Regions from separate parts of the Mus musculus genome. Here region 2 is linked to region 1. A link is a loop called in an ENCODE intact Hi-C map of the cell type or tissue named here. Cell type or tissue: left cerebral cortex. All regions are shown on one strand. Each heading gives the region's core, and the rest is flanking DNA. Links, peaks and the distances in the headings are about the cores only. Region 1 has its middle 38 kb from the start of Gm40153. Region 2 holds the start of Tet2 (tet methylcytosine dioxygenase 2).

Region 1 (5,377 bases), core at 173-5,172:
CTCAGTACAGGGGAATGCCAGGGCCAAGAAGTGGGAGTGGGTGGGTAGGGGAGTGGGGGGGGGGGGAGGGTATGGGGGACTTTTGGGATAGCACCTGAAATGTAAATGAAGAAAATACCTAATTAAAAAAATTCACTGTGAAGTGAAAAAAAAAAAGAGTCCTCAACTTTTCCTCTGTGGAGAAGTGCTGTTTATTCAGTGCACTTTTCACCAATCCTCCCTTCTTCTAAACTCAAGAAGTACAAGGTCTACCCATTGCCTTGAGCTTAAAGATCTCAGCTGCTTAATTTGCCCTTTGATGTTTTTCATTGTTAGGTAGCTCATGAACAGAATGCCCCCCCCCCCCACATAAAAACTGGATCTCCAGTGCACTGGTGAATTTTTGTCAATCTGACACAAGCTGGAGTCATCTAGGAAGAGGCATCCCCAATCAAGAAAATTCTTCCATCAGGTCAGCTGCAGACAAGTCTGCAGAGAACTAAACTTGATTAATGTGGGAGGACCCAGCCCACTGTGGGAAGTGCCGCCCATAGATAAGTGGTCTTGGGATATAAGGAAGGTAGCCTGAGCCTAGAGAGTAAGCCAGTAAGCAGTCTATCTCCATGCTTTCTGTTTCTGCAAGTTCCTGCCTTGTATTCCTGCCCTGATGTCTCTGTGATAAACTGTAAGTTGTAAAATGAAGGAAACCCTTTCCTCTCCCCAGTTGCTATTGGTTGTGGTGTTTATTAAAGCAGTAGAAAGCAAACAGGACAGTCAGCTTCTATTCCGTACCTCACACCATGAAACATTCAACCCCTGTGTTCTTTCTCTAGCCCACAACTTACTGACTCATCTAGCATGGTACGCCAAGCCCCATGTTCCAAGATGTAGGAAGGACAACTGTGACCTCAATGCCTTCCTAACCTATGGTAGTTGGGAAGTTAAATATTTTCCTTCTGTGCTTCCTGCCTCTATATTAAGAAGTTATTTATGGCTTTATGGGAGGTATAACTAATTTGTTCCTGTCTTTCTCAAACCACAGAGAATACAATAGAGTAGATACTTGAGACCTGCTCACAAGCCTTCACCCACTGAAGCGTTTGGAGGCTTTTAAAGGTTTAACGTAATCATCAATTGAGCAACCTTTTGACTACCATTAAAAATAGGATATCATCAAACAACTTCCCCCTGGGAAGGAACTACCCCCTAGTATAACTTCTTTTTCTTTGTACCCTCTTCCTATTTTGCCTGGCTGCATCCTGCCCATCATTTCTTTTAGGGGAAACACTCTGTCAGACCTTGGGGAACATTCAGAACCCATCTTGAAGAGAAAACAGAGCCTCTGATCTACTACCTAAAAATTATGACTCATCTGAGGCAGAAGTACAAACTGTCGAGGCCAGGAATCTGCAACTCTTGTGAGCATCAAAGAAAACTCATAATGACTGTACCAGTGACTCATCTGCCAACTGCTTTTCATCCAAAAAAAAAAAAAAAAAAAAGATAAGTCAAGGTGCAGGAAGCTGGGAGTGAGGCAATACCAGGAAAGTATAAAACAGGCAGTTAGAGGAGGCATGAAGTAAAATGAGACCTGGGAGATGCTCTCAGGAGGAAACCAGGCTGATTCAGAGCATCACTGAGCAATGATGGTGAACATTGCACAAACACCACACAGGCTCATGAAACCCAAGCCTGCAGCAACTGACTGGTATGGAAAAGGGAAGGAGAATTAAAGTGTAAGAGCCTCAACAGATGAGCCCCAGGTTACCAGTTTCTCTGATGGCTCGACGTGGAACCCTGGAGGCAGGAGACAGTCCTAAAGAGAAAACTAATGTGGTGGGAAAAGGGAAGCTGCTTGTGTAGTTGAGGTATCTTCATGCCTCCATCCTCATCATCACTCCCCTGCAGTCTACTTTTCCTGTGTTCGTAGAACACAGAACCATTCTGTTTGTTGGAATTTCCCACCATGCTGCTCTGGACTTCTATTTCTAGTTTAGTATCCATCAAACTATGATAAAGGGCACTTTTTATCCCTGTCTCCTAATAGACGAAATCCTTCACAGAAGTAACAGCATACTCATCTCTGTCTCCTGGAATCTATCAAAGTCTCGTGTCCAAGTAGGCATTTTAAATATCATAATGGATTGAGTCTATTTGAACTGTGCCTTCATATTTCTTTTTTTGTTTGTTTGTTTTCTGGGATTTTCTTGTTTGGTTGGTTGGTTTGGGGTTTTTTTTCAAGACAGGGTTTTTCCATGTACCCCTGGCTGTCCTGGAACTCACTCTGTAGACCAGGCTGGCCTCGAACTCAGAAATCTGCCTGCCTCTGTCTCCCAAGTGCTGGGATTAAAGGCATGCACCACCACTGCCCAGCTGTGCCTTCATATTTCATTTGTGGTCAGTCATGCTGGATGAGAACAAAACTTGGTTATATTTGGGAATAATTCTCTACTGGGCCCTATGAAAATGAATTTCAATTTGTGTTGCTCCACTTAGAGGTTTAGGTAAGGGAAGACAATAGATGGATATTGGTTCATTTATTTCTACAAATCTTGAGCTTCATGCATGCAGCATGCTCTTCTTGGAGCTTAAGATATACTAGTAAGACAATGAAGATCTTTTTTCCTTATATTCAAGTACAAAGCAAAAGAAAGTAGGCCGGTGGGTTAGAAGACGTATACCATAGGAAAGGGAGAAAATACAGGATGACATCAGGAGTTCCAGAATGTACTGTGGGCAGTTCACAGCCCAAAGAGAATGGTCAGGGTGCTATTGCCAAGGTGAGATTTGACCATTTTTGCTTCAAGCAATGGGGCTAGCCCCAAGGATATTTGAAATGGCATGTATAACTTTCTTCTTCCAGCTCCATAGATTTGTAATTTTTGCTAGTGTGGGGCTCAGAAGATGTGGTAAATTTCCCAACTTGCCAGAGTATTTGCTTTTGACTCACACAATAGCTTTGGTGAGTAAGACTATAGTCATTTTGTTACTGCGATGGGACATGAACGAGTGGGAACAGGAACAGAGAAAGGAGAGGCTCTGCCACACTGAAGAGTGGGAAGCCGGTGAGGGGCAGGGACCTTCTCTCTAATCTGAGATTAAGGAAGGTTCTGGAAATATGTGGGTAGAATTAAGTCAAGAGGTAATCATTGGGACACGGCAGCAGACTCCTTTAATCTCAATGCTGGAGAGGAAGAAGCAGAGGCAGGTAGACTTTCAGGAGGTGGAGGCCAGCCTTGTGGAGAGTTCTAGACCAGCCAAGTCAGACCTTGTCAAAAAACAAAAAACAAAAACCAAAACCAAACCAAAACAAAACCTCCTAACTCACTCTACTTCCTAAATGAACACCTTCATTCATTCCTCTTTAGTAAGTTTGAATGATCTAAGCCTGATACAAACATGACTGACACATTTCAGGCACAGTGTACCAAGGAGACAGAGGTGAAGGTGGTGATAATGCAGAAGGGGGAGGGGCCACTGTCCTTAACAAGCTACTGTGACATGGCTACTACACAAGCACCCATACCAGAATAACCACAAGTTAAAAGATCACAGTAAAATAGATTTGTCACACTCTAAGTCAAAAATTAACATTATTTTTCAAAAGACTGAAACTTAGAAGTCATGTTTTCATGTATGATTTGTTGTAAATTGTTGTAAATGTCTTTCCTACCAAATTCCAAAGGCCTGAAAAGTTTTGGTAATCTTCTCGCTGCTGTTAATAACTCAGTGTCTCACTGGGGGCCTAATGGGCACCTTCCCCCACAGTCTCCTCGCCTATAGAAGCAGAAGAGAATGCAGATTCAGACAAATGAGACACTGGAAAAGGTGATGTGACAAGACACATTGGGGCAGCAATTAATAACAGACCATCCATGCAGAGACAAGTGGCTGCACACACAGGAACTCACACATAAAGTGGCTTATCTTAGGAACATGGTTTCTGATAAGAACGTGACAGTTGTGGTCTCCCTAGTTGGTGGTGGTGTTGTATGTAAGCTGGAAGTACTCAGATACTAGAGAAAGACACATTCTCCTCAGCTGTATGTCTCAAAAGTCTCCCCCAAAACTCTGATGACAAGATAACATGTGAACCATATGTAGACACTGTTTAGTGCCATATGATATTCTACATCCATAAGCAGGTTGGTACTTCTACAGAGGGAATTATAAATATATAAATATAAGAGGAAAAAAATAAGTGACTCTTTCACAGAATACATCCTTTATTGTTCTCCAGACTCCATCATTCAAAGGAGGTGGGGGTTTTGGATTTGGGTTTTGGTTTTGGGATTGTTTTATGCTTTTATCTCAGTGCTGACCCTTTCCTGTTTTCATTGCTATATGAAGTACAACTGACTGGAAGGTATCACTTTACCATCCTGACCATAAGTTTCCTGCTGTTTCCTTTGCTCTGTTCCACCTTAGATGCTAAAATGCTCTGTCTCAGAGAAGGCTGAGTCCCCAGCCCTGCATATCTTCACAGAGACGACAGCCCAGCAACACAGCAAAATGACAGAGCCATTGTCTGCGCCCAGCATAGGACTTCCCCCTTTGTATGAGCTGAGTCACATTTTTTCCTGTTGTCAACTTGAAGGCCGTCCGTTGATGTATGATAGGGCTATCTCGCTGATGTATAAAGGCAGGCAGAGAGGTCCCCTTCCACGTGTTTGCCTTACCTTGGACCCTTACCAATTAGAAGCTGCCCACTGGCTCAAAGAGATAAGGCATGGCTTATTAAGGCTCAGACAGAGCACTGAATGAACTAATTTCTGACCATTCACTTCTCGTAGAATGGTTCCTTAGGTTCCTGCCTTGTGCAATCTTACTGATTTTAACAGAGGCCTTTTGGGATGTGTAGATGCATTTTCTGCCTGATATCTGTCCCATTGGCACGTGCTTTAAAACCACAGATACATTTGGTTGGCGGGCACATTGTGAAAACAGGAAGTCAAAGGATGGAAGCAACTGTGAAATAAGCCTAGCAAGTCAAGTTTCTACTTAGGAGCCAAGACAGGAATACTATTCTGAGAAATAACTGAACAAAAGGCAAAGGTCTATGTCTCTCTCAAGAAGGAGGAGTGCCCAGGCAGTGCCTAATTATAATAGTTTCAGTGCCTTATAACCAGTGAAATGGTTTCAGATATTAATCCTCAGTACCACTGGTAGACATGATAAAATCTCCCAAATTAAGAGAAAGGCATGATGACATCTGCAGGCAGAGAAATGTTTGAGATGATACAGTTGTCTGATAATCACCATAGCAAGGAGTTTTAAAAATACATTTTCTGGGGCTGGAGAGACAGTTCAGCAGTTAAGAGCACCAACTGCTCTTCCAAAGGTCCTGAGTTCAAATCCCAGCCAACCACATGGTGGCTCACAACCATCTGTAACAAGA
Region 2 (5,377 bases), core at 137-5,136, 80 kb after region 1:
TAAGACATAAGTCCAGTGTGCAACTAGTGCTGTTAGGAGCCAGGTTCTCACTGGGAAATGGAATTGGTGGCAGTCTGTGAAAGGGTGCAGGCAGGGATACTGGGTCCTTTAAGACTAACTGCATGCCATCCCCAGCAGTCAGGCCTAATGACTAAACTAAGGTGAGGTACAGGAACCTGAATAGGAAGGGAGAGTATGGAAGTCCTGTGTTCTCCTCCTGCATTCTGATACATGGGTGTGTGCACTCAACAATCATGCCCCCACACACCTTATTTATTATTTAAGATTTATTTATTTATTTTACCTATAGGAATACACTGTAGCTGTACAGGTAGTTGTGAGCCTTCATGTGGTTGTTGGGAATTGAATTTAGGACCTCTGCTCACTCCGGTTAACCTCGCTCCGGTCGGTGCCCCACTCACTCCAGCCAAATGATTTATTTAGTATTATAAGTACACTGTTGCTGTCTTCAAACACACCAGAAGAGGGCGTCAGATCTCATTATGGGTAGTTGTGAGCCACCATGTGGTTGCTGGGATTTGAACTCAGGACCTTCGGAAGAGCAGTCAGTGCTCTTCTTACCCGATGTGCCATCTCCCCATCCCTACACACCTTATTTATAAAATAATATTTCTTATTTGTGTATGTGTGTGCATGTGTGTATCACAGCAAAATTGTAGTGGCCATATGACAACTTAGTAAATCAGTTCTCTCATTCCATCTCCACGAGGGCTCTGGAAATCAAAGCCCGGTTGCTCTACTCAGTGGCAAGCACCTTTTACATGCCTTCTAACACCTGCTGGCCAGCTTTCCAAAAGCTTCCAGAGTTTAGCCTTGAAGAGAAGTCAAGATGAAGGTCAGCACATGTGGGTCATAGTATCTGCTGCCCTTCGTTCTGGGCCAGGCTGTGGTAGGATGGGAATCCTATTACTTCCTACCCCTGGGTTAGTCCTGAGTGTGCTCTGACTCTCAATGCATCAGACATTAAATGCCGAATAGCCAGGGCAAGACTCCTGAACTATGATGAGAATTTCAGTTTCTAAATGGGGATTTTGTTTAAGACAGGGTCTCGTGTATCCCAGACTGGCCTAGAATCCAGTGTAGCCACGTGAGTATGACCATGGGCAGGTCATCCTTCCGTCCCAAGCTCCTGGATCACAGGCCTGTCACCATGGCTTGAGCTTCTCTGAGCAGAAAAGGCAGACAGAACACAGGACCAAACAACAGGCTTGCCTAGATAATCCTCGGAGGATTCCAAAGCTGGCTTCTAGGGGCACTGTAGACACTGGTGAGGCTTCAGAGGCTGCCCCTGCTAAACTTTAACTCTGACAATGACTCTGGTTTTGAGGAAGTCCTCAACAGGAATAGTATGGCTATTTTAGCTCTGGTCACTAGCTGGCAGTTTTGGATTTCCACAGGAACTCAACAGACTCTTGGCAGTGCTTGGTAAACAAATAGAAACGAGCCTGGAGAGATGGCTCCGAGGTTAAGAAAGAGCACTTGTTCTTGCAGAGGACCTAGTCTTAGTTCCCAGCACCCACACAGCAGCTCAAAATCATCTGTAACTGACTCCCACTCCTTGACCTCCTGGGCACCAGGCCAACACACAGTACACAGATATACACACCAGCAAAACACTCATACAAATAAACTAATTAATTAATAATCATAATTTTTTTAAAAGGCCAGACAAAGCAGGTGAACAAGGCAAGCTGATTTCTATTGAGTCTGTATTGGCTAGTTTTGTGTCAACTTAACACAGGCTGGAGTTATCACAGAGAAAGGAGTTTCAGTTGAGGAAATGCCTCCATGAGATCCAGCTGTAAGGCATTTTCTCAATTAGTGATCAAACAGGGAGGTCCCCTTGTGGGTGGTGCCATCTCTGGGCTGGTAGTCTTGGTTCTATAAGAGAGCAGGTTGAGCAAGCCAGGGGAAGCAAGCCAGTAAAGAACATCCCTCCATGGCCTCTGCATCAGCTCCTGCTTCCTGGCCTGCTTGAGTTTCAGTCCTGACTTCCTTTAGTGATGAACAGCAATGTGGAAGTGTGAGTTGAATAAACCCTTTCCTCCCCAACTTGCTTCTTGGTCATGATGTTTGTGCAGGAATAGAAACCCTGACTAAGACAGAGTCTAAGCCAACTGGTCTACATAGTTTCAGATGAACCAGTGCCACACAGTGAGACCCAGCCTCAAAAAGAAAAAAAAAATAATTTAAAAATAAGGTGCTGTAGAGCCCAGGTAAATATTTTGATTACTGATTTGTGAGATCACACCTTGGTAACTGTTTCTAAATGGAAGAAACATTGTTTCCTTAGAACTTACTTTAGGCAATCTTCTCTGCAACAATGTAACACAGAGTAACAATGTGCCACATAGAGGTCCTGGCCTTTCCTGTGTGAGTACATACATCTATGAGATTTTACAAAGAGGAAGTGTTTACATTTCATGAAATTAAGGGAAAATGTTATGGCTATTTGCTTCTTCTTCTTCCTTCCTTCCTTCCTTCCTTCCTTCCTTCCTTCCTTCCTTCTTCTTCCTCCTCCTCCTCCTTCTTTTCTCTCTCTCTCCTTTCTTTTCCTTCCTTTCTTCTTGAAACAATCTAACTACAATACCCAGCTAAATTCAAACTGTCAGACATCCTACTGCCTCAGACTTCTAAATGCTGTGATTGCAGGTCTGCTCTTTCTTTTCAAAATTTATGTGGTGTGTGTGTGTGTGTGTGTGTGTGTGTGTGTGAGAGAGAGAGAGAGAGAGAGAGAGAGAGAGAGAGAGTTAGAGAGAGAGTTAGTTGGTTCCAGGCCTCATTTCTAAAGAACACCCACCCACACACACACACAAAGAAAGGGTGCATTACAGACAATATAATAGTGTTAAAGTAGACTTAAGGTTGCTGTGAACGCAACCGATCCCACAGAAGAGGTTCCCAGATTACCTATTAAAACGTAACATTCAGTGACTGAAAACTTGAAGACAGGAGGAGGGTGGGTGGATGTGTGAGCACAAATTTCCTAAACTACTGTCTCATGATTCCTATGAATTTGCCTCGATCTCATCTTCAAAAGTTAATAATTACCAAAAGGAACATTTAAAATGTAAGTTTAAAAAACGGAAGTGCCAGCAGAAGAGCTGGTGCGCACAAGCCTTGAACTTCAGGGAAAACTGAGCGCTCTCTGCTTGTTCGGAATTCAGCTTCCCACAAGGCGGTTTCTTCATTACTTTACCGTACGGAGTGGAAATTTGTGCAAAATAGAGGAACTTACGGGGGCGCCTTGAACATTAGAAACTGCTGGCTTAATTCTTTCGAGTGACAAGCAGGGGCTCGGTGACACCGCTCCTCTGGGCTCTGCGAGACAGCACCCCCTGCGCGGCCCACGTGGCCAAAGTAAACAGAAGGTGGGCCTGGGCGGGGAGAGCCCCGGCGCCGCCGGATTGCTGCAGAGTGGAGACTTTAGCGCCCAGGCCCCTCTAGCTCTCCCGGCACGGCCTTTGGGGAAATGGGGAGCGGCTTGGCTGGGCGACAGGGAAGGGGGTGGCAGGGTGTGGGGGCGAGTGGGGAGACGACTGGTGAGGTGCTGGCAGCGGGAGCGCGGGGAGCCAGGGGCCCCTGGAGCGCGCAGGAGGGCGCAGAGTTTCCAAGTGCCTACGCGGCCCCCGCGGGAGACAGAGGCGCGGAGGCCGCCCACGCGTGGGTGTGCGGCCGGCGGCACCCGGGGCTCAGGAAAGGCCGGGGAGGAGCCGAGCAGAGGAGGTCCCCTAGCCCCCCGCGAGGGAGTGAGCGCGCAGCCGGGACTCGCCGCGCCCCCGCGAGGGAGCGAGCGCACGGCCCCGGGTCCCGCCGCGTCCCCGCGAGGGAGCGAACGCACGGCCCCGGGTCCCGCCGCGCCTCCGCGAGGGAGCGAGCACACGGCCCCGGGTCCCGCCGCGTCCCCGCGAGGGAGCGAGCGCACGGCCCCGGGTCCCGCCGCGCCTCCGCGAGGGAGCGAGCGCACGGCCCGCTCCCGCGCTCGCGCCCGCTCCGCTCGCATGCCAGTCACGTCCGCCCCCTCGGCGGCCGCCTGAGAGCCGGCCCCGCCGAGCCTAGAGAACAGACGTCAAACTGCCTTATGAATATTGATGCGGAGGCGAGGCTGCTTTCGTAGAGGAGCAGAAGGAAGCAAGATGGCTGCCCTGTAGGATTTGTTAGAAAGGAGACCCGGCTGCGACGGCGGTGGACTGCGAGGCTGAGGGACCAGAACCAGGTCAGAGCGCTGAGGTCCGCGCCTGTCTCTCTCTCTCTCTCTTTCTTTCCTCGCTCTTGACGGCTGCGGAATGGTCCCTTTCCAATCTCCCTCTCTTTCTCTCGGCCTTGCGGGGACTGTCATGTCACCCACAAATACTAAGAGGGAAGAGGGAAGCCTCACAAATTACAGGAGCTTCTTCAACATGGCTGACAAATATAGTTTTAATTCAGCACCCCCTTCTCCTGCGACCTGCACTTCTGTGGTCCCTTCTTCCTGCTAATGCGTGTCTCCCCTCTGTACCCAGAAAACTTACCTTTGTACCTCCCACCAGCCGCTCTTCTGGCCTTTTAGTCTCAGGAAAGTGAGTGTTTTCTTGGGGCTGCCTTCCTGAAAGAGTTCATCTTTGGGGACCACCACTTTCTCTTTTGATCCTCCTCTCCCCTGTTCTTAGTATAAGTCCAGGGAGCCCCTAGTTCATCCTCAGACACCCCGGAAAGAACACTGACCCGGTGTGTTTGACTCTTTTATCTCCAGTAGTGCTTGTTTGGGTCCTGTTCTGGGTTTGTGTCTCTGGCTTCCAACACGTTTGTCCCCTCGTGGACTACACTAGACAGATGTCACAGTGTGTAGATTCAGGATCCACTACGTGGAGGGCTTTTTTTTTTTTTTCCATTCTTTCTTTTTTTCTCTTGAGTCCTCGCGTTTTGTTATTGGCGCTAAGTGAGAGGGGAAAGAATAGTTTCTCTGCTCCCTGAAACAAGACCAGAACCCACTTTTCTCAAGGTTCACAAGCTCAGAGTGGGCTGTGCCTTCCAGTTTGGGAAATGTGTGTAAGAGAATCTGTGCAAATCTGTGTGTTGGCTTTGTGCTGCCCCCGAATCAGCTCGTTCTGTTCCCCTTAAGTGACAGGCACACACAAAGGCAGGCGCAGGCCGGGGGAGGGGGCGGGCGAAGCGTTTGGAGTTGGAGAAGGCAAGGTCAGGGGCGCCCGAAGAAATGAAACCCAATCCCAGAGAAGATCTCTAACAAGTCCCATCCCAAATTTCCTTCACTCTGGCACTCACTCTTTTATTTGGTCGTTCACAAACACCCCTCCTCACTCTTCACTCAGAGCTTGACTCTCTTCCCTAGACCTGCTTGCTAACTGTTAGAAAGCTT

Evidence for each region. Peaks named below come from ENCODE experiments on the same cell type or tissue, not always from the same donor. Only the 100,000 strongest peaks of a DNase experiment are listed, where the experiment ranks them.
Region 2: a loop joins it to region 1, with 2.2 times the contacts of the local background. A loop is called at or near these places in 6 of 42 quality-filtered maps.

What each region holds. Positions count from the first base shown.
Region 1 is chr3:133,622,778-133,628,154 of GRCm38, reverse strand. No RefSeq gene overlaps it. Among named protein-coding and RNA genes, the nearest start is that of Gm40153, 38 kb to the left of the region's middle. In left cerebral cortex, for the core only: no CTCF peak of the experiment used is centred there; DNase peaks (open chromatin) are centred at 1,410 and 2,918.
Region 2 is chr3:133,543,060-133,548,436 of GRCm38, reverse strand. Tet2 (tet methylcytosine dioxygenase 2) reads left to right here and starts at 4,047. Exons shown (of 11, transcript NM_001040400.2): 1 at 4,047-4,237. In left cerebral cortex, for the core only: a CTCF peak has its summit at 3,161; DNase peaks (open chromatin) are centred at 3,370, 3,550, 4,090, 5,090 and 2 more places; H3K4me3 peaks cover 2,031 bases; H3K27ac peaks cover 2,017 bases.